2 separate regions of the Mus musculus genome follow, and region 1 is linked to region 2. A link is a loop called in an ENCODE intact Hi-C map of the cell type or tissue named here. Cell type or tissue: heart. All regions are shown on one strand. Each heading gives the region's core, and the rest is flanking DNA. Links, peaks and the distances in the headings are about the cores only. Region 1 has its middle 31 kb from the start of Pmp2. Region 2 has its middle 16 kb from the start of Fabp12.

Evidence for each region. A loop is a pair of places that touch in the nucleus more often than their neighbours do. Peaks named below come from ENCODE experiments on the same cell type or tissue, not always from the same donor. Only the 100,000 strongest peaks of a DNase experiment are listed, where the experiment ranks them.
Region 1: a loop joins it to region 2, with 2.7 times the contacts of the local background. A loop is called at or near these places in 3 of 42 quality-filtered maps.

The regions. Positions count from the first base shown.
Region 1 is chr3:10,147,937-10,158,705 of GRCm38, forward strand. No RefSeq gene overlaps it. Among named protein-coding and RNA genes, the nearest start is that of Pmp2, 31 kb to the right of the region's middle. In heart, for the core only: no CTCF peak of the experiment used is centred there; a DNase peak (open chromatin) is centred at 6,655.
Region 2 is chr3:10,232,938-10,243,706 of GRCm38, forward strand. No RefSeq gene overlaps it. Among named protein-coding and RNA genes, the nearest start is that of Fabp12, 16 kb to the right of the region's middle. In heart, for the core only: a CTCF peak has its summit at 7,089 (motif pointing left); DNase peaks (open chromatin) are centred at 6,354 and 7,114.

The DNA.
Region 1 (10,769 bases), core at 5,417-7,916, 85 kb before region 2:
ATAAAAATTTACAATAGAGCAAGTATTTAGGTCATGTAAACTTAATTATGATAAATAATTACTAATAATTTTTGTATATATGCAAAATCAAATGCAGAGATTCTGTGTATCGTATTGATATTAAGAAATAAACAGCACAAAGTAAGGTTTAGAAAGGAAACCAATTTTATTCAGAAAATCAGCTTGTCCTATTGGACCCTGATGACTAACTTAATAAAGAAACCAGAGACTTTTTTATTTAAAGTTTTTTTAATTAGATATTTTCTTCATTTACAATTCAAATGCTATCCCGAAAGTCCCCTATACCCTCCCTCTCCCTGCTCCCCAACCCACACACTCCCTCTTCCTGGCCCTGGCATTCCCCTGTATTGGGGCATATAATCTTTGCAAGACCAAGGGCCTCTCCTCCCAATGATGGCCGATTAGGCCATCTTCTGCTACATATGCAGCTAGAGACACGAGCTCTGGGGTTACTGGTTAGTTCATATTGTTGTTCCTCCTATAGGGTTACAGACCCCTTCAGCTCTTTGGGTACTTTCTCTAGCTCCTCTATTGGGGGCCCTGTGTTCCATCCAATAGATGACTGTGAGAATCTACTTCTGTATTTGCCAGACACTGGCATAGCCTCACAAGAGACAGCTATATCAGGGTCCTGTCAGCAAAATTTTGCTGGCATATACAATAGTGTCTGGTATTTTGTGGCTGTTTATGGGATGGATCCCCAAGTGGGGCAGTCTCTGCATAGTCCTTCCTTCCATCTCATCTCCAAACTTTGTCTCTGTAACTCCTTACATGGGTATTTTGTTCCCCATTCTCAGGAGGGATGAAGTATCCATACGTTGGTCTTCCTTCTTCTTGAGTTTCATGTGTTTTGCAAATTGTATCTTGGGTATCCTAAATTTCTGGGCTAATATCTACTTATCAGTGAGTGCATGTCATGTGAGTTCTTTTGTAATTGGGTTACCTCACTCAGGATGATACCCTCCAGATCCATCCATTTGCCTAAGAATTTCATAAATTCATTGTTTTTAATAGCTGATTAGTACTCCATTGTGTAAATGTACCACGTTTTCTGTATCCATTCCTCTGTTGAGGGACATCTGGGTTCTTTCCAGCTTCTGGCTATTATAAATAAGGCTGCTATGAACATAGTGGAGCATGTGTCCTTCTTACCGGTTGGGACATCTTCTGGATATATGCCCAGGAGAGTTATTGCTGGATCCTCTGGTAGTACTATGTCCAGTTTTCTGAGGAACCAACAGACTGACTTCCAGAGTGGTTGTACAAGCTTGCAATCCCACCATTGCTGGGATTGCAAGCTATTTCTCCACATCTTCGTCAGCATCTGCTGTCACCTGAATTTTTGATCTTAGCCATGCTAACTGGTATGAGGTGGAATCTCAGGGTTGTTTTGATTTGCATTTCCTTGATGATTAAGGATGGTTAATATTTTTTCAGGTGCTTCTCAGCCATTCAGTACTCCTCAGTTGAGAATCCTTTGTGTATCTCTGTGCCCCATTTTTAATGGGGTTATTTGATTTTCTGGAGTCCACCCTCTTCAGTTCTTTGTATATATTGGATATTAGTCCCCTGTAGGATTTAGGATTGGTAAAAATCCTTTCCCAATCTGTTGGTGGCCTTTTTGTCTTATTGACGGTATCTTTTGCCTTACAGAAGCTTTGCAATTTTCTGAGGTCCCCTTTGTTGATTCTCGATCTTACAGTACAAGCCATTGGTGTTCTGTTCAGGAATTTTCCCCCTGTGACCATATCTTCGAGGCTTTCCCCTACTTTCTCCTCTATAAGTTTTAGTGGAAACCAGAGACTTTTAAAAGGCCATTTCTTTTGTTCAACTCCTTTTGTTAAGAAAGGGTGAACAAATGAAGATCTATGTCAGTTGTCTTATTGGTGCTCTGTAGTAACTCACTGTTTGCCTAAGACGAGTCTGAATTATGTGCCACACAGTCACCAGATGTCTACTGGTCATTTATTGGATCATTAGTTTGTTTATCTCATACTGTCCCATGCCCTAATTGTTACAACATGGCTTTGTGTTACAGTGCCGAGGTAGTCTTGTCTCTCTCTAGGCTGGCTCTGGAAGGGAAACCTTCCTCTCTAAGTTGAACGATTGTCCAGTAGTTCAACTTCCAGTGTTGGCGGCAAGTTTGTCTCCAGGCTTCTCGGGCTGTCTAGCCAACTGTCGGTTCAGTGTATACACCTGTTCTAGGATCCAACTTAAAGTCTGGGACCAGGGGGGCATGGTGAGGTGGTAGACATGGAGCAAGATGCCAGTTATGGTAACTATTGTTCCTAGTTTGTCTTCAGTGACATCATATTCATGGGAGGAATGGAGGCATGGTGTGAAATCATGTGCTAAACAAGTAACACATATTAAAGCAAGCTGGTCCTATGGCTGATACAACATCAGGCAAGGGTGTGCATTACTGACAAGCAGCAGAAGAGCTCAAAGAAGTCCAAGGCTATGCAAAGCCTGAGGCCAAACAAAACCAGCCGAAAACCCTGTGGCTTCAAAACATAGGAAAAATTAGTGATTTTTTATCTCATATCTTAAATTTTCTAAAGGGCTTTCAGTCATGCCCTGTTCGGTTCTCCTACCAAGCCTGTGTTGGCAAAGACAGTTAGCACATCTGGGTCACTGCTGTAGTCTTAGTTTCAAGTTAGTAGAGAAATGAGAAAGACTAATTTGTTTTTTAAATCAGATTGGTGTTGGCATTGTTTTTATAATGGGCCAAATAGCACATATTTTCAGCTTTTGATTCCACATGATCTCTTAGAATTTCCCAGCCCTCCCCACAAACCCCACAAAACCTCCAAGTTAACATACAAGTGAATGGATGCGTCTGTGTTGAATACAGTTCCAGGAGATGGTGTGAACAAGCAAAAATGTCCAACGTGATGCCTGGAAGTCAGTTTGGGATCACCAGTGTCCAATCAGCCTGGGCGTGCAGGAAAGGAGAATAAGAAGGGAAGTGTCTGTCTGAAGACACAAACTACGTTATTTAACTTCAAACAAAATATTCTTGGTTTGAAAACTGTTGTTCTGTTCAGGCATATCCATCAGAGAAGAGAACAAATCTCAAGCACTTGTATATGCTCTTGGGCAAACCTGGACACCACACCTTGTTACCATAGAGAAATGAGGGAGGAACCTCGGCTTTCTCCCTGACTGAGTGAGGCTGACCTGTTTGGGTGTGTTTTCTAAAGTTCTGGGTGTCCTCAGATACACACTGTAAAGTAATTTGTTATGAAGTGGTGTGAACAATGAATATTCAGGGTAAGAAAGAAATCTCTATTTACCTTCACATTCACAATTCCACAGTTGTTTTGTGGTTAGAGAAAAATTAAGAAGTGGGAGGAATCAGAGGAATTGATTGTTTTACTCCTGGGAATATCTCTCTCTCTCTCTCTCTCTCTCTCTCTCTCTCTCTCTCTCTCTCCCTCTCCTGTGCATGCACACGCGCACACAGGCACACACACACGCGCACACACACACACACACAGAGTAATATATAACATTATATATAATGTGTGAATAACTATGTATAGTCAATTTCAAATGTGGCTTTGACCTGTTCATTCATATCTTTCCCTTTGGGAGAAGAAAATGAGAATCTTAAAAATATCTTCTGAGAGCACAATTTTCAACAAGTCTGGTCCCATCGGGGGCTGTGGTTAGATGAAACAGCTTGCTTTGCAGCTACGAGGTAGATAAACAAGTCCTCCACAGCTGGAATGATGAACCCTTGCTGACTGTTCATATGAGAAACATACACTGGCTGTGAAAAGCTGGCAGACATAGTCTCAAAGCATCCGTTTGATCTCTTAGAACCACTCCATCGTCCTGATGCATAGCTCAGGTGTCCCCAACACTGCTTATTTGACCTCAAACTTTTATTGTGGTTTTGCACACTGGGTGGCAAGGCATGAAAACCCAGAGACACACAGGGTTTCCCACAGCATCCAGCAGTTTGAGATACTGCAACTCAAGCAACTCAAGCTTTTTTTTTTTTTTTTTTTTTTTTTTTTTTTTTTTTGGTTTTTCAAGACAGTGTTTCTCTGTACAGCCCTGGCTGTCCTGGAACTCACTCTGTAGACTATGGTGGCCTTGAACTCAGAAATCCACCTGCCTGTGCCTCCCAAGTGCTGGGATTAAAGGCATGTGCCACAACACCCAGCATGTTTTTTTTGTTTTTGGCCATTAACTGGTTTCTTGGACATCAAACTCCACCAGCTTGGCTGATGCTGGAGGCACACAAACAGTGCAGATTTCACCTTTGCCGTTTCTGAATCCTGACTTCCGAAGACTTAACGAGGTTTGCTTCCTGTATGTCACAGGGGTTTTCTGTTTGTTCCTTCTTGAAGAGGGACATTAGACTATGACCTGCTGTTTTTGTTTTCCTCAGCAAGCCTTGGCTCATCTAAAGACAACCTTTATGGAACAAAGGGCATTTAGTCTATAGTTGTGTAAACTTTGACAGAACTTAAAGGAAAAGGACCCTTCTGAGGGGTCTCATTATCTGAGGAAGACCCTCTTTGGCATCCAAAATGGGTCCACATTAATCCACAGTGACGAAAGTAGATGGTTTTGTGTTTGACTTTCAGGGCCTTATCAAATTTTGTTCCTGTTATCGTGAATTTCCAAACTTTTCTTAAAAATTTGAGTTTCTTAAATATGCTACCTATTTCCAGTGTATTTCAGGTATGGATTTACTAATTGTTTTGCCACTAAAAAGCATGCACTGCCATCTTTGAAAGTCCTACCTACCAGTTTCTTCTCGAACTGCTGCTCCGTTCCTAAACCAATGCCATATATTTTAGTTTGGCACAGAACCAAATGTGTATATAACAACTTTTAAGATTATTTTATTTATAGATATGGGTCTGTCTTAATTGGCATTTCCAATGGTGATAAAACACCATTACCAAAGGCAACTTGGATGAGAGGAAGAGTTTATTTCATCTTACACTTTCAGGTAACAGTCCATCATTGAAGAAAGTAAGGACAGGAACTCCACTCAGAACCTAGAGGTAGGAACTGAAGAATTCTGCTTACTGGCTTGCTCAGCTAGCTTTCTTATACCATCCAAGATCATTGCCCCCAGTGAGCGGGGCCCACCTACATCAATCAAGAATCAAGAGAATCCACTAGAGACTTGTGTACAGGCAAATCTTACGGAGACATTTTTTCAATTTAGAGTTCCTCTTTCCAAATGACTTTACCTTATGTTAAGTTGACATTAAGTTAACCAACACAGGGTGGTTTGCTCTGTGAATGTCTGTGCACCATGGGCATGCTCTCTGCCTGTGGAGGCCAGAATAAACTAGATGACTTATTCACTTGTTACTGGAGTTACAGACAGTTGTGAGCACTACATGGGTGCTGGAAATTGAACCCAGGTCCTCCAGAAAAGCAGCCAATGCTCTTAACCCCTGAGCTATCTCTCCATCTCCTGTATATAATAAATTTTATATCCATCAAGTTAGTGTAGATTATACTGAGATACCAAATACCCTCCATAAAAATAGTGGCCTCAATATCAAAAGAAATTTCTACATGTCATTATGTTTTGGGTCTATGTTTATTCATTTTAACCCCTCAGAGACTTAATCCCTCAGTGTCTTAGTTAGGATCTTATTGCTGTGAAGAGAAAGCATGACTACAGAAACTCTTATAAAGAAAGCACTTAATTGGGGCTGGCTTCCAGTTAAGAGATTTAATTCTTTATCTTCATGGTGGGAAGCATGGTGGTGTGCAGGTAGACATGGCTCTGGAGAGGAAGCCAAGAGGTCTACATCTGGATCTTCAGGCAGCAAAAAGTGTGTGATATACACATTCTCCAATAATGCCGCATCTACTCCAACAAAGCCTCACCTCCTAAAAGTGCCACTCCCTATGTTTATGGGTGACAATCACATTCAAATTACCACAGCAAGTTAATTAAAATGTAGCTACTATGTCAAATATTGAATGCTGCCATTCCTAAGAGCAAAGAAACCTGTGAGGGTTTACACATTGTCAACTAAATGAAAAATCCAGGAGACTCACACAGCCACTCTACCTACAGTGAGTCTCTACCCAAAACAAACAGACCAGAATCATAGGCCCCCCACTAAAGGGCTGTGTTGAAGTGTTGGCTGCAACATTAACATAAATCTTCAGATAAAACAGATTCTAACTCAAAATGTAATTCTTATAATGTTACTACTTTGGTACTGTATTGGAACTGTCTCTCACTCAGCAAGGATTCAGTTAGTCTATATCCTGGAATGAGACAAAGATTATGGAAAAGATCAGTTTGAATTGTAAATATATGACTTTATTTATAATTTGTGAAATATGTAAAACTCTTCCTCCTCTCCTCTCCTCCCTCTTCTTTGCATAAATCATTATCATCATCATCACCACCACCACACTCACTCTTTTATTATTATTAGGAGCACACATGTGGAGGCTAAAGGACAACTTTGTGGAATCAGTTCTACCTCCACCTTTAGGTAGGTTGTTCTAGCCTTTTGAGACAATTGCATTTATCATGCCCATCTCCCAGCCTAAAAGGATGTAGAGTTCTGTGTAGCCATCGTATGTGGTATGCAGACTTGGCAGCTGCATCGATAGTGGAAGAAACACAATAGCCAAGCCCACGCCAAGCCGCTTCCCTCGTGTAAGCCAGCTGGCTGGGACCTTTCCTTTTCTGTCCCTTTCTCCCAAGATGATTGCCTTCATCTCTGTGATACCACATGCTCACCCACCAAGTCCACATCCTAGACAGCAGAAATGAATGGAAAGAAGTATTCATCATGAAATGCAAAAAGTACAAAGTGCCTGAAAGTGGTATTAAGCTTATTTGAAAAATCTTGGATATGACCAAGTTTTAATTGCACGTTATTGAGAGAGATCTCACTTTAATTTTGTAGACACACTTTTTCTCTTCCACTCAGATAAAGATATATTTACTTTAAATTGAAGAGGATTAACCAGTATTTCTGCTAGACAAAAAGCAGGCATGTTTTCTGTACATTGAGAATGGGCTGTCTTCCAGTTCCAATTCTAGGGTGTGGGGCTGGTCTTCTACGTCTGGAAATTCCATTATGCTGAGGTCTCTTTGTGGCATGGCTCTTCTGTGCTTCCACGAAATCTCTTCAGAACGGATGCTTATGATACAAGATCTTCCCTTCTCAATTTGTGTCCTGGTCTTTTCTACAAATACTGAGAAGCACATTTGGAAAATTTTATCAAGGATTGCTTCCCTAAACCTACTCATATTATCTCAAATGACCAAATCACCATTTATTTGCTAATGGTGAAAGCCTATAGAGATCTGCTTTGGAATAAAAGCAGGAAGGCAAACCTCCACCCCTGTGGGCCATGTACAGTGCCATGTATGGGGGACATATGCCTTCAGGACACCAAGGTCAATATCAATGACTTAGCAAAGAACTTAACAGAAGAACTTGCCTGTATTTGCTTCAAGAGGAAATCTCAAACAATAAGGCTAAATTTTCCTGAAGCAAATACTCATGCATAGCATAGGTTTGGAGAGAATCATACAGGTGTCGAAATCTGCATTTGTCAAACGAAACTTTTGCCCAAAAGGAATAGAGTTGGGAAACATGGCGTTTGGACTATTTCTTACTGGCTGATGTGAAACATATAGAGAAGGTGAGAAAAGGTTCTGGAAACTTCCACAGGACCTGTGGCAGGGTTCCTGTTTGACTGTGTAACTCTCAGCCATGCCTGAGATGAGTCTGTGCAGGCAGGGAGTGGGCTAGTACCAGGACAGCTTGTTTGCCTCTCTTCCCAGCTCATGAGGATATTTAGCTTGAAGTCAGGAAAGAGCTGAAACTCTTTTAAAAAAAAAAACTATCTCATAGATCTTGTTTGTCAAGAAGACGCTGGAAATCTGTAAAACTATTTCATAGACCTCTTTGTGTGCTGTTAGAGCTAGGATAAAGTGATTACAACACACATAACTCATTTTCTACCTATTTCCCCCAATCTACTTATGTGCTGGCATTCACCTCTCCTTCACCAAAGGCTTAGTAACAGAGGGAGCACTACGCCTAGAGCTGATAACCATGTGTGACTGGGACACTATCTTAGCTTTGATCAATCATAATATCCCAATTTGTGAAATAAAAAGCATAGACCATACCAGTAACCACAGCACTTGAGTGACAGAGGCAGGAGGACCAGGAGTTGAAGTCATCTGCAGCCTCCTAGCTTGGGCTAGATGAGACACTGTCGGGGACAACAAGGAGGAGAGGGTGAGAGGGCTCAGTCAGCACAGTGCTTACCCTCAAAGCAAGAGCATGTCAGTTCTGCTCCTTGTCTGAGCTAGAAAACACACAGCTCTGGCAGCATGAACTTCTAGTCCCGACGCCGAGGTGGTGGAGACAGGAGGATGCCAAATCCCACTGATGAGCCATCCTGGCCTACTGGATTGGCCTAGCCCAGTGAGAGAAACTGCCTCAAAAACGGGATATATGGCAGCTGAGAAACAATGGTCAAAGTTGTCTCCAGCCTCCACATACATGCATGTACACATGCTCACACATATACATGCTCACACACACAAGTAAAACAAGACACCTAAAATTAAAATCTTTACCCCTCAAGCATAGTGTATTACCTGGATGTGATTGTGACAGTGTGATTGTGACAGTAAATCATAATTGGTTAAATGGATGTTGGCTCATATCCATTTGTTTTGCCATGGGAAAATGTGTTGTTGATTCTAGAATGTATATTCCTTGGATGATTTAAAAATGCAGAAATAAAATAGAACAATTTCTGTAATTGTTGGCAGGATAAAACATATCGTCAGAAGGGTTTCCTGGACACAGCACTTGCTTGGGCGTTACCTGGAGGATTACTGTTTCAGCGCAGAATTAGGTTTCAGTGGGCCTGACACTCTGAGTTCTTGTAGGTGACATCTGACCTGCTGGTTCCAGAGCCACCGTGAGTGGAAGTGAGTGGAGGAGAGTGGGGTCAAGGGAAGAGACAGGACAGGGGAGACAGTTTCTGACCTGGGTCTTCCTGTTTGCTGACTTTCTTGCTGATAGAATGACTGGTGAAATGACTGCAGAGTGACAGTAAGGTTCAAGAACACTGTTGCTGACAAGCAGACAGGGTGTGTCTTTATTGAGCATCTTTCTTAGGAAATATATCTAGTACAAGAGAAACCAAAGAGATTGGATCCTAACTCAGAGCATATCAGTGATGCTGTGGCCTTCAACTGTGGTATGGAAGTTTGTATTAAAAAAAAAAAACGGTGTATTCTGCCAACTGGCATGTGATCCCATGATGTTAAGAGTCACTATTTTCTTTGACCTTAGCTGTATTTAGAGAGCACTCCTGGGAGTCCCTCATTTAACATGCCTTGATTGGACATTGTGAACTAACATCCTTGTAATTCACATTTAGAACCAAATGACTTCCTTTTGGCATTGGCACATCCATTTGGTGGCTTGCCATAATATTATGCATTGTTCAGAATAATTTTCCATGTTACTCAGACTGATTTCCTTGATTTACAACTATTTGTAAAAGCTGGCTATCAGCAGAGGTGGAGAAGTTGGGAAGAAAATAGCTTTATAACAAAGCTCTGTGAAGGGCAGACAGAGCCGAGCTAGTGGCATAGCTCTGATGACCAGGTTCTAGTGTGTGATCACTGAACATCTTAAACATTCTGCTTGCCTGTTGTAGGGACTCAGCAATATGCTACTGCGATTGGTATCACAGCTACGTCGTTGAGATGACTGTCTCTAGATGTTACCACACTTAGAGACTTGACATAAATGATGTACAGGGAACAGACAGTGAAATGTCTACTCACAGTGGGAACCATTAGCACAGCTTTCTAATGAAGTCAGAAAGAAACTTACTTTGTTAAGTCAATTTCAGCTACGTAATGGAAGCTTGGACCTGCCTCTGACTTCTTTTTATTGTACAGTTTACGTTCTGTGGGGACCATTAGGAAAGAACAGTTGAACATTGAGTTTTATCATTAACGCTACACACTGAAGGCAGCCCTGCAGCTGACGAGCATCTGTATCCAGGCTGGTGACTTAAGACCCTTCAGATTGATTAATGGTCTACTCTGCAGCTGTGAGACAGGCTTTATCTTCCACAGATTTAGTTTTTGTTGCTTTGCTTTTGCTTTGGGATGTTGCCTTTTGTGGAAAGGGCTTTTAACAGCTGAAGAAATTCCCAAGTCTTCCAGTTTGCAATGAGTCAGAAACCTAGTGTGAACTAGGTTACGGAGTCCATTTTTACAGCTTTAGCGATGTCTGTTCCTAACTTCACACAGCTCACAGTGTGGGGCTATGCCCGTGTGTTTATCTGATGAAAGGTCTGCTGGCAACAGGATGTTTTCTTGACTTCACATGCTGGCAAAGGTGCTACACTCTCCAAAGAAAGAGACACCTGTAAAGCAATTATAATTTGAGAAAACACCCTTAATCTGTTGTAATATGAAAGTTTCTAGATGAAAGCATTACACTTCTCCATTGACCTGTATATGAAGTGCCACTTGCAAGAGGAAATGGTTGATTTCTAACCAGTTTTCTGTTTGCTGAGATCACCTGGTCTTAATATTTTTTGTGACTTTAGTATAAATTTAATGAGAAACCAAAGCCCCTTTTTATTCCTCAAAATAAAACACAGACTGGGGATATAGCTCAGTGGTAAGGTGCCTGGCTAGCAAAGGCTGGGTTCAATTCCCAGTACTTCAAAATGTAAATAAAAAT
Region 2 (10,769 bases), core at 5,535-8,034:
TAGCTGTGCCTTTCAGATCATTTTTCTATTAGATATATCAGGTGGAGGGAGCCCTAGAGCTGGATGGCCAGGCTGCCTAGGGCACTTGGTGAGTTTCAGGCCAGTGAGAGACCCTGCCTCAGTAAACATAGTGTACGGTGCCTGGGGAGCAATGACAATCACAAACCACACACACACACACACACACACACACACACACACACACACACAGGCAAGTTCCCTTGGTGTAAGATTGTGATAGGTAGTCCCTATTCTTAACTCATTTAGATCAGAATGTACTAAATGCCGCCTACTTATCAGCTTTAACTGGCACAGTTGTTTGAAATGTCTCTGCCTTCTGATTCGGAATTCATACTTCTAAAACGTGTGGCCCTCTGGCTTGGAACAGGAAAAAAAGAATATTAATCTCCTTAATGAGCAATTGCATAGAGACTGGAAGTCAAGGGTGTACACAGTGAAACCCCAGCATCTCTCTGGAAGTCCAGTGTGCTGTGTGCACTGCAAGAAACAAATGTAACAGGCAGAAGGAACCCCTTGCCTATCAAAGACCGCCCCTCCCCCATCCTGTCAGTGGTCTCCCATGATCTTAACTTCATCATTCTCCATAATTGTTCAAAAGACTGAATACTAAGAAAATTTACAAGCACGGAGCTGTTTCTATCCCATAACGAGGTTTCTTGACCACCTATTTGACATTGTTGGTGTGTTCCAGAAAGTGCTGTGTGAGAAAGGGAAGCAGGAAAGGGTGGGGACTGAGGAGAAGGAGCTAAGAAAGCCAGGGACGTGAAAATAAATATTCTACTAGCCGTGACCGAGCAAGTAACTAGCAAACAAGGCAAGGTTATATCCTGCAGCTTGTTTTTCTAAAGCGTTTGCTAGGACATAACATCTTAAAATATTAGAACCAAAGGTTTAGTAATAAGTGAATCAAATAGCGAATATATTGGCAGTCTCTAGGTCAATAAAGCATTATAATTGTAATGGGTCTTAGCAATTTTTGCCTTTATAGGTCCCCTCTACCATGATAATATTCATATTAAAAACTGCTTTTGATATAACTTAAAATGTTCATATTTTTCAGTTATGGACAAAATTTAACAGACTTTTTAGAAGCCTCAAAATTTTACATTTTCCTGGGAGAATATTATGGGAAAATACATATTCTGAGAGAGAATAGTAGAAACATACTTCACACAGGTTTCAAATGTACTATGAGCTGTACACACTGTTACTGTACCTGGTATAGACATTAGCCCTGCATCACTGACATGGGGACAGCCTCCAGTTCATGGACTAATGGTAGAGATGTCTGTCTGAGCCCTTGTCAGCTTCACCTGGTAACAGAACCGGAAGTCAAACCAGAGGTCAGAGTAAACCTCCTCTTCAACATTCCTTCTCTTACAGGGTAGACCTTCTAAGTACTGGAGAGTCTGGAATCCATTTACTAACTAAATAATGGCCAGATGTGGGAAGCTGTGTGTATAGCAATGCTGTGACTTCCCAGTGTTCTCTGGTTCAGCTAGCATCTGAGTTCTCATCGTATGTGACCAGCACTTTGCTCGCGCCTCAGAGGAACCTAATGAAACTGTCAGGGACTAAGATGAATGAATACACTGAGTGACTATGTAAGAATTGATGACGTTGGCGATCGCAATGGCCATTATGCAAGTATACGAATTTTCAGTCATCCCCCTGATCAATATACTTAACATTCCATATGAGTTTTTAATAATGTTATTTCTATTCTCAAAAGAAAATAATAATTATAAATGTTTTATAATTTCATGAAATTCTGTAAATTAGTTTTAAAATAACGAAATTAAACTCAGAATTAAATTAAAATAAAATGGAAACATGGCACAATGGTCAATGGTAACCTGGGGTTTTTAATCTCCTGCTGATGATACTGTAACAAATCGACAAGGCCTCTTCTAATGCTGCTGTTAGGCAAACGTAGTGCCAAGCTTATCATCTCTAATCATAAAATATTTATTTCAACACTATGCTTTGGCATATCTGTCTAAATGACAGATTCTTCTGAAAATTATGGGTCTTAAGACCCAATTGTTGCCCTAAGTCTCTCCTACTTCAGTAGTTCTAATGTTAGCAGGCATCCCAGAATTGGAAACATGAATTAAGTAATAGAAATGAAACATTGTGTTTCCATGTTATGAAAGCTCTAAACTATGCCCCAACTAGCAAAGATCATATTGAAAGAATTAATTAAATCGGGTCTGGTATTGTGCCTCAGTGTTTGCCTAACATGCATGAAGTCGTGGGCTCAATTCCCACCATTCTGTTCACCAGGCATGGTGACCACACCTGCAATCTTAACACTCCGGAGATAGAGAAGGAAAGACTGGGACTTCAAGTCATCCTTGATTACATAGTGAGTTTGAAACCAGCCTGGAGTGTGTGAGAACCGATGAGAAGAGAAAGGAAGGCGAGGGAGGAGGGAAGAAAGAAGGAAAAGGTGGGGAGAGCACATAACCATAGAGTCCTGAAAAGGGCCAAAGGCATGAGCGAACTGAAGCAAAGTCCCAGGAAAGATGCAGAAGAACGCTCATAAAAGTAGCGTAGAGGGGCAGGGAAAATAGCTCAGTTGGTAAAGAGATTGCCTTGGAAGTGTGAAGATGCAAGTTCAATGCCTCAGAACCCACATAAGCATGGGTATTGCTGGACAGTGGTGGCACACTCCTTTAATTCCAGCACATAGGAGGCAGAGGCAGGTGGATCTCTGAGTTCAAGGCCAGGTTGGTCTACAGAGCAGGTTCCAAGACAGCTAGGACTACACAAAGAAACCCTGTCCCAATCTCTTGCCCCCTTGGAAAAAAAAAAAGACCAAAGGAAAGAAAGGAAAAGAATGAATGAAAGACAGAAAGCACACACTAACGACAGTGGTAGAGCTACAGAGTTAGAAATATGAACGAGGGGTAGAGGAGGGAACGATTCACAGCTCACAGTTAGGTGGATCAGGTCATTTAAGGACGGGTGACTTTAACTTCATCACTTTGAGTCTGGAATATTCTCTCATTCACTCATCATGTTTCTGTGTTTCCATTAGAGGTGAGATGTAATAAGTCATAGCTGCTGTCTGGTGGAGATAGTATGTCCTAAGTACCAGGACACATTCTACGTGTGTTAATGTCTTAGTCTTCTCAAGAACACTATGACACCATAACTGTCATTGCATTTTTACTCAGGCATAAAAATGTTTGAGGATTTGATTCAGGTGACGCAGGCAGATAGCAACAGAGTTTCTGTGCTACCACAAGTGTCAGTGGCAAATATCCCTCTAGTTTGCAAGTGGACTGACTACCTGGTGTTTTGGACCTTCAGAGGCTACACGAAATACCCTGAGGCCAAGAAAGGTCATTGTCAATGACCCTTGACACTGTCTGAGCTGAGTCTGAGCTCCACACGTCCACGCTAAGTTGCAGCTCAATGCATTGCTCTCTTTGAGAGCCCCATCAACAGCCCTGCTGTCCTTTCTTTATGCTTGCTGTCATTCCTCCAATACGCCTCTGACACCATAAGACCACTCTGATTCATAAGGCAATGGATGTCTCTTAGTAGCATTTCATTTGTTCATAGCCCAAATTTTTTCTAAGTGCTTCCTGAATCTGGATCCATGTTATCTCCTAAATTTGAGTACTAGGTGAAAAAGAAAGAAAACAGCCGTTCTCAGCCTGTGGGTCACAACCCACATAGCAGGTATCCCGCATATTAGATATTTACATTATGGCTCATAATAGTGGCAAAATTAGTTTTTATTAGATTTATTTATTTATTTATTTATTTATTTATTTATTTATTGTATATGAGTACACACTGTAGTTGTACAGATAGCCGTGAGCCTTCATATGGTTGTTGGGAATTGAATTTAGGACCTCTGCTTGCTCAGGTCAACCCTGCTCACTCAGTCCCTGCTTGCTCCAGCCCAAAGATTTATTTATTACTATAAATAAGTACACTGTAGCTGTCTTCAGACGCACCAGAGGAGGGTGTCAGATTTCATTACGGGTGGTTGTGAGTCACCATGTGATTGCTGAGATTTGAACTCAGGACCTTCAAAAGAGCAGTCAGTGCTCTTACCCGCTGAGCCATGTCTCCGGCCCTGAAAAATTGTAGTTATGAAGCAGCAACAAAAACAATTTTGGGAGTCACCAAAATATGAGGAACTGTATTAAAGGGTCATTTAGGAATATATTAAACTGTACTAAAGGAATGTATAACTTTATTAAAGGGTCACAGCATTAGGAAGGTTGAGAACTTCCAAAATAGAATAAATTATTTATGACCTTGGAACAGGCAATGGTATCTAAGGAATCAGTTGAATATATTTTTTTCTTTAAAAAAAAAAAGATATTTATGGACATCTGGAATCTGCTACACACAGTGGCATAGGTGGGGTGTAGACACACAAAGGCTCGCCCACAGCCACACCACAATGCTCAGATAGGAGGACACTGTGAGACCTGCCTGTTGCCATACCATGAGGTGGGGACATCCAGAGGCCCACCAATCATGTGTCCTGCCCACAGCAGGAACCGCTACAATGCGGTGGGAGGAAAGAAGTGGAGCAGCCAGCGCACTGTGAAGAGAGGCAGAACTGGAGACACGAGGGTCGGGAGGAGTGGCCTGTTGTGAGTAGCCTGAACTGCCACCCGAGGTCATGGTGAAGTCCCAGTCCATGGCTGGACCCATGACCATTCAGCAGCAGAGGTCTGTGTCAATGTCTGTGGCTCATATTACCACTAAAGACCCTGTGGACATCCCTGGTCTGGGCTGCTATGTCCAAAGGCTGTGCAGAGCTGGCCCTGTCCCTTACTTGCTGTGACACTCTGGCGAACTGGCCCCTACCTCTCACTCAGGGCAGTGGGCCCTATACCTCGTCTGGGCAGCTCAATAGAGCTGGTCATGGTGTTGGGGTTGGGGTTAAGCAGGCTCCGAGGACATGAGGGAGGGAGAGCCTTCTGTGAGGTGGCACGGGCACAGGAGAGATGCCCCCCCCCAACAGCACCTGAGGCAGTTGGGAGAGCTGGCTTTGCCCTCACTGGGCAACACAGTAGAGCTAGTCTTAATGGCAAAGACTCTGGTAAGCCAGCCCCAAAGACATGAGAGCAAAAGAGATTGGCCAGCTGCAGCGTTGGGTGAGCTAGCCTGGGCAGTGTGGAGAGCTCACCCTGGTGATGCTGGTGTGGGAGAGCTGGCAGGCTGACCAACTCAGCTACCACACAAACCCGGATCCAGTACTGTGTGAGGCCACTCCAAAATCTCACCTCATCTAAGAACTGCTGGAGCACATGAAGGGGCGGGTCCTGCAGATCCAGAGCTGCAGGACCTCCATGACACAGGGCAACAGCAGGATATCTGAGAGGAGTCCCCTTGAGCATCCACAATTGATAGCGAAGCAGAAGACAGAGGACTTGAGCCAGACCAACAGCTCACTGCAATGCACATCTGCAAGCAAAGATGTATGAACACCTTGTCGGGCATCAATGGGAGGAGAGGACCTTGATTCCAGGAAGGCCTGATGGCCCAGAGTAGGGGAATGAGAGGGCAGAGAAGCAGGAGTGGGTGGATGGAGACATACCCTCATAGAAGCAGAGGGAGGGGGGATAGGGTAGGAGTGGGGGGGGGGGGGCAGAAATCAGGAAAGGGGATAACATTTGAAATGTAAATAAATAAAATATCCAATAAAAAATGACTAAGCATAAGAAAAAGATGTATGGATAAAAGGATTCTACGGGACACGGTGTGACACACTACAGTTTCTACAATGAGAAGTTTTCTATGCTTTTTTGTTTGTTTGTTTGTTTGTTTTTTAAAGTTCCTTTGGTGGGTGGAAGTTGCAAGGGCAGAGGGCAAATAGGAAAGAAAAGGGAGATGAGTGAGATTGGAGTGCATGATGTGAAAGTCACAAAGAATCAATAAAAAGTTAAAAGATATTTACTCGGTGAGCACAGAGTTGACAAATACTGTCTTAGTCTGTCATAGTCAATACACTTATTTTATATTTGTGTTAATTTCCTCTTGACTTGACAATTGTGTGGACTCAGGAGTTTGAAAATGCAGAGGCCTTTGCCGGCAGTTTTTTCCAAAGCAGAGCAGTACCATTCCTGGCAAATGTTTGAATTTAAGAAAAACCTAAAATCTGTACAGTTTTATAAGTGGGAGAGAAAATCCTCCCAGAATAACAGCTGCATTGATAGCCCCACCCCACCCTCCCCCCACCCTACTCCACCCCACCCCACCCTCCCCCCACCCTACTCCACCCCAACCCCACCCCACCCCATCCTGTTACAGCTGCCTACATCTCATCCCCCAGGACCGGCGGAGCCTGAGCTCAGCCAGGATTTGGAAACTACTGAGATTAACCTAGACCTTTACCCTGCAATGCCTTGCTTTGAAAGAGATACCAAGACAGAGAGCCTTCGGAGGAGCCAGAACAAACTGTCATTTGAGGACTCCCGATAGGATCCGTCAGGGAGGTGAAAGAACAAGGAAAGGCTTACGCTAAAAACATGAACCTTACATTGGGAGTAAACGTTTTGGAAAACACGTAATTATTATTTTACTCCATTCATTCCATAGAAAACCTATTTTTTTTTCTTCACTGACATGTTGTTGCCTTTATATACAAACCTCCTAAGTTTTTGGGGAATTTGTAAGAAACTGAAAAAACATATCAAACCTAAGAAATTGATGTTTAGAAAAGACTGGCATGACTGGACACCTATTAGAACAGATCAAAGACAAGGCTATTCCATCTGTTGGCAAGGAGGCGATAAAATTGACATTTCACACAGTGCTGGCAGGAGTGTCTGAGAGCACGTTCGTTAACTCAAGTGTGTGTTCATGACCTAGTCATTCCAGTTTCAAGTACTTACCCAAGGAAAATGAGATGCAGAATGCATCTAGCATAGCCAATAATCAAGGTTCAATTCTAGCATGGGGTGAAAGCAAGAACATGACAGATTCAAAAGTAAAAAGATGGGAAAGTTCTTTAAAGATTAAAGGATACAAGAGAAACGGTTCAGATATCAAGGCTGTGTTATGAATAATACAGGTGACCCTGACTACCGTACATAGCGCCACCTTGAGGAAATTCGTGGGAAATGCTACTTCATGGTTAAGGAAGCCTGAGAGAAATTCCTTGATCCACATATCCAGTATTTGTATAGCACTTCACCGGAGGCAAAGCCTTGTTCTGCCTCCTGAGAGCTCAGTGAACCCAAAACAAAACCAAACGACCTTCTTCTCCTCCTTGGAATTTATTGATGTTTTAAAATAACATAAGGTCATATGCAAATTAATTTGTAAACTATCTATAAACGTAGAGAAACATTAAAGAAATCTTTTCTGTGTCACAGATAGTAAAACCAAGCAGTCACATATTTATTTTTCCTTTCTAATGACTTTTATAAATTTGGATTATTCCAAGAATTTTTGCTGGCTGGTGTGGCACACTATCTGATACACCACCACTTTCAGGGGTTTCTAAGGACTTACAGCTGCAATCCCACCCTGGAAGGAGGGCACCTTCATATCAAATTGTCATAGACTGTGGCTTCCTGGGAAATGCTTACACCTGAATGAGCGGCTCTCTTTAGCCCAAAGCACTGCCCAGTCTTTACTTCCGTCTGTGCCAGGCTCTGTAGATTCTTTTACTGTGTCTTCAGACCCACAAACTTCTTTCTTAGGGGTCTAACCATTTTTAACCTATGTTGCAAGTGTTTCTTTCTAATATTCTATTGGCTTTAGCTCTAGATGGCTTGTCACCTTCCACTAATCTCATTATGCCTAGGTTCACTAAATCCTCCAGTGTTTGAGCATATTTATAACTTAAAGTCCGTGTCCGTTAATTCCATCATTGCTGTCATATCTGGATCTGTTTCAAAGTAAGATGGTTTTCCATTTATAGACTCTGTTTGCTGTTTCTTGTCTTGTGTAACAGTTTTGGATTGGTGATGGGTACAAGTGTAGTCTTATTGACTGCCTGCATGCTTATGGTCTTCATTTAAGAAGTGTTGCTCATTGTTCTTTTTCTTTATTCTTTTTAAAGTTATTTTATTGTAACCTTTTTAGTTATGTAGACTTTCATAAAAAGCATGCACTGTATTTAGATCATATTTAACTCTTCCAGCACAACTCACCTTACTTAAGCTGGCTCTGGCATAGCTTTTACTCTTAGCTCTACTGCCAGGACAAGTCACTTCTGGCTCTTCCTGAGTGCTCGCGCTGTCTGCTCTACCCAGCCTCAGCTTTATTCCCTGCCCTCTCTGAGGTCTGTTGAGGGTTCATTCCGCAGCAGTTTGGCCATTTGTTCCCTGGCTTCGCTGAAGTTGACACTGTGTTTATACACATGGAACCCTAGGCACTGACTGTGGCTTTCCCCTTTCTGTAGCCACACTCCTTCCCAGAACCCTTCCCACCTCTCCTGGGTGCCTTAAAATTCTATTCAAACTGCCATGGGTCTCAATACTACCATTAAGGCTGTGGCTAAGCAAAAAGCTGTGTCTACGGTGGGGCCCATTTCAAATGTTTTCCTCTCCTAAGACATCATAGTCTTGGATTTCCTACTACCTAATCTTCAAAAACATCTGCTTCAAATATTTTTGCCCGTGTTCTAGCTGTTTATGACACAAGGAAAACCCTGACCCTTGTGACCACAACGGCACTGAAAACAAGTCCCCAACCCCTAAAGCTCTTATCTTCACATCCTGCACATTACTGACTGGTACAGCCCCTGGAGCCCTCATCTGTGTGTGGGGCACGTCACTGGTACACGCTCATGTCAGGAATGCGAGGCTCTCTCTTTATGACATCCTCAGGATGCTATGTTTACTTGGTGCTAGGGGTCAAATCCAAGGCCTTGAACTGCTAGGCAAGTGTTGTTCCACTGAGCTGTTTCCAGCCTAAGTCTTGTTCATTACGATGTGTTTGAGAGCTAATACCAGATGGGCGTGAGGAGCATACCTTTTAACCTGCTAGGAAGAAACAGACAGCGCAAGACAATGTTGCAGCGGTAGGGGGCGCTACAAGGAGTTCTGGCTGGGCCGTTCTGAATTAACAGTGTTTGCAGTTCCGAACAGTTCAGAACCTCGTCGTTTTGAAACATCTTCAGTCTCTCCATAAAGGAGTCAACAAAGCAAGGACTCTCAAGCACAGGACAGTCTTTCACAGAGCTCCACCCTGGACAACTGGGTGCTCAGTGTTCAAGAACCACAAAATCTATTACTCTAAATCAAGAAAAGCAATACACGTCGATTCATAGTAATACAGGTTTCTGCAGGCAGAGAAGGCGTGATCATGACGTCTTACAATTAGATTATGATTGACAGTTTTATAAATATGCTAAGTATACCATCTCACTGTGTACTTTAACAAGTGAGCTTTATTGGGTATGAACTGTATCTTGGTAATGGCTTTTTTCTCTCTTTCTTTCTTTTCTTTCTTTCTTTCTTTCTTTCTTTCTTTTCTCTCTCTCTCTCTCTCTCTCTCTCTCTCTCTCTCTCTCTCTCTCTCTCTCCCTCCCTCCCTCCCTCTTTCTTTCCTTCTTTCTTTCTTTCTTTCTTTCTTTCTTTCTTTCTTTCTTTCTTTCTTCTTACCTGTATTTGAAGTAGTTGGTGTGATTTTTATTTCCTTACTTCACCACAACTTTACACAATAATTGTGTCTTCTTCCGTGTCTGCATCACTGTTAGAGCAATGGGATGCAAAAATATCTAATTCCTAGCAATGAGTGTGGCAGGTAAATTGTAGTCTGAAAAGACTGGGTGGAGAGCCATCAGAAAATCAGGACTATTGGACAAGAAGTGAGAGAAAGGTAATTTTCAAGGTGTTCTCTGGAGCCTGCATTGGCAATGGAGCAGCAGAATGGAGTTCTACTTGGTTTTTGTTGTTTGATTTGGTTTGGTTTTTTGTTTCGTTTGTTTGTTTGTTTGTTGGCATCTGACCTTATACACTGGATGAGAGGTCCATTGCTAGAAAGGTGATAACTGTTAGTAATTAAAATTAAGCGACAAGTTTTAGGGAAAGAAGCGCCATCCCCTGAGTGAGGAAGGCCCAGCTCTTTTGCCATAAATCTTGCAAGACCCCTGTTTGTACCTGACTTTAGACTGGCTTTAGACTATTATTTATATAACTGTATCATCAACGATTCTGGTCAAGGCCATGTGTACCAGCTTGTCAGGAGACTGAGACAGGAGAATAGATTGATCCAGAAATTCAGGGCCAGCAGGAACAACATACTGAGATTCCATCTCCAAATGCCCCCAAATCTAGCCAGCTGTGGTGATACACATCTGTAGTCCTCACATACAAGAAGCTTGGGAGATGAGAGTTCTGAGAGTCTGAGGCCTCATAGAAAGACCCTGTCAATAATAGTAATAATAATAATAATAATAATAATAATAATAATAATAATAATAATAATAAACCAATTCTGCTTAAAGTGGTCTGGAGCTGTGGTTCTATCTTTCTTTGCTTTTGTCCATAAGGATGTGAAATGGCTGATAGCGTTTGCTAAGAGAAGATCTCACAATACAAAAGGAAACCTGGCACCTCTCTCTGGGACACCTCAGTTCTCTACTCTGTTGATTAAAGAATTCTACTCTGAGATCCCCAGAGTCCTGCCCAGTGTTAAGAGTCATGCCACACTCTGTCAATGTAATCGCTTTCTAAATATATAATACCCGCAACACCCAACAGTCTTTAACAGACAAAGCCCTAAGCTGCTGTAACTGCTAATCTGACGCCTAGGAG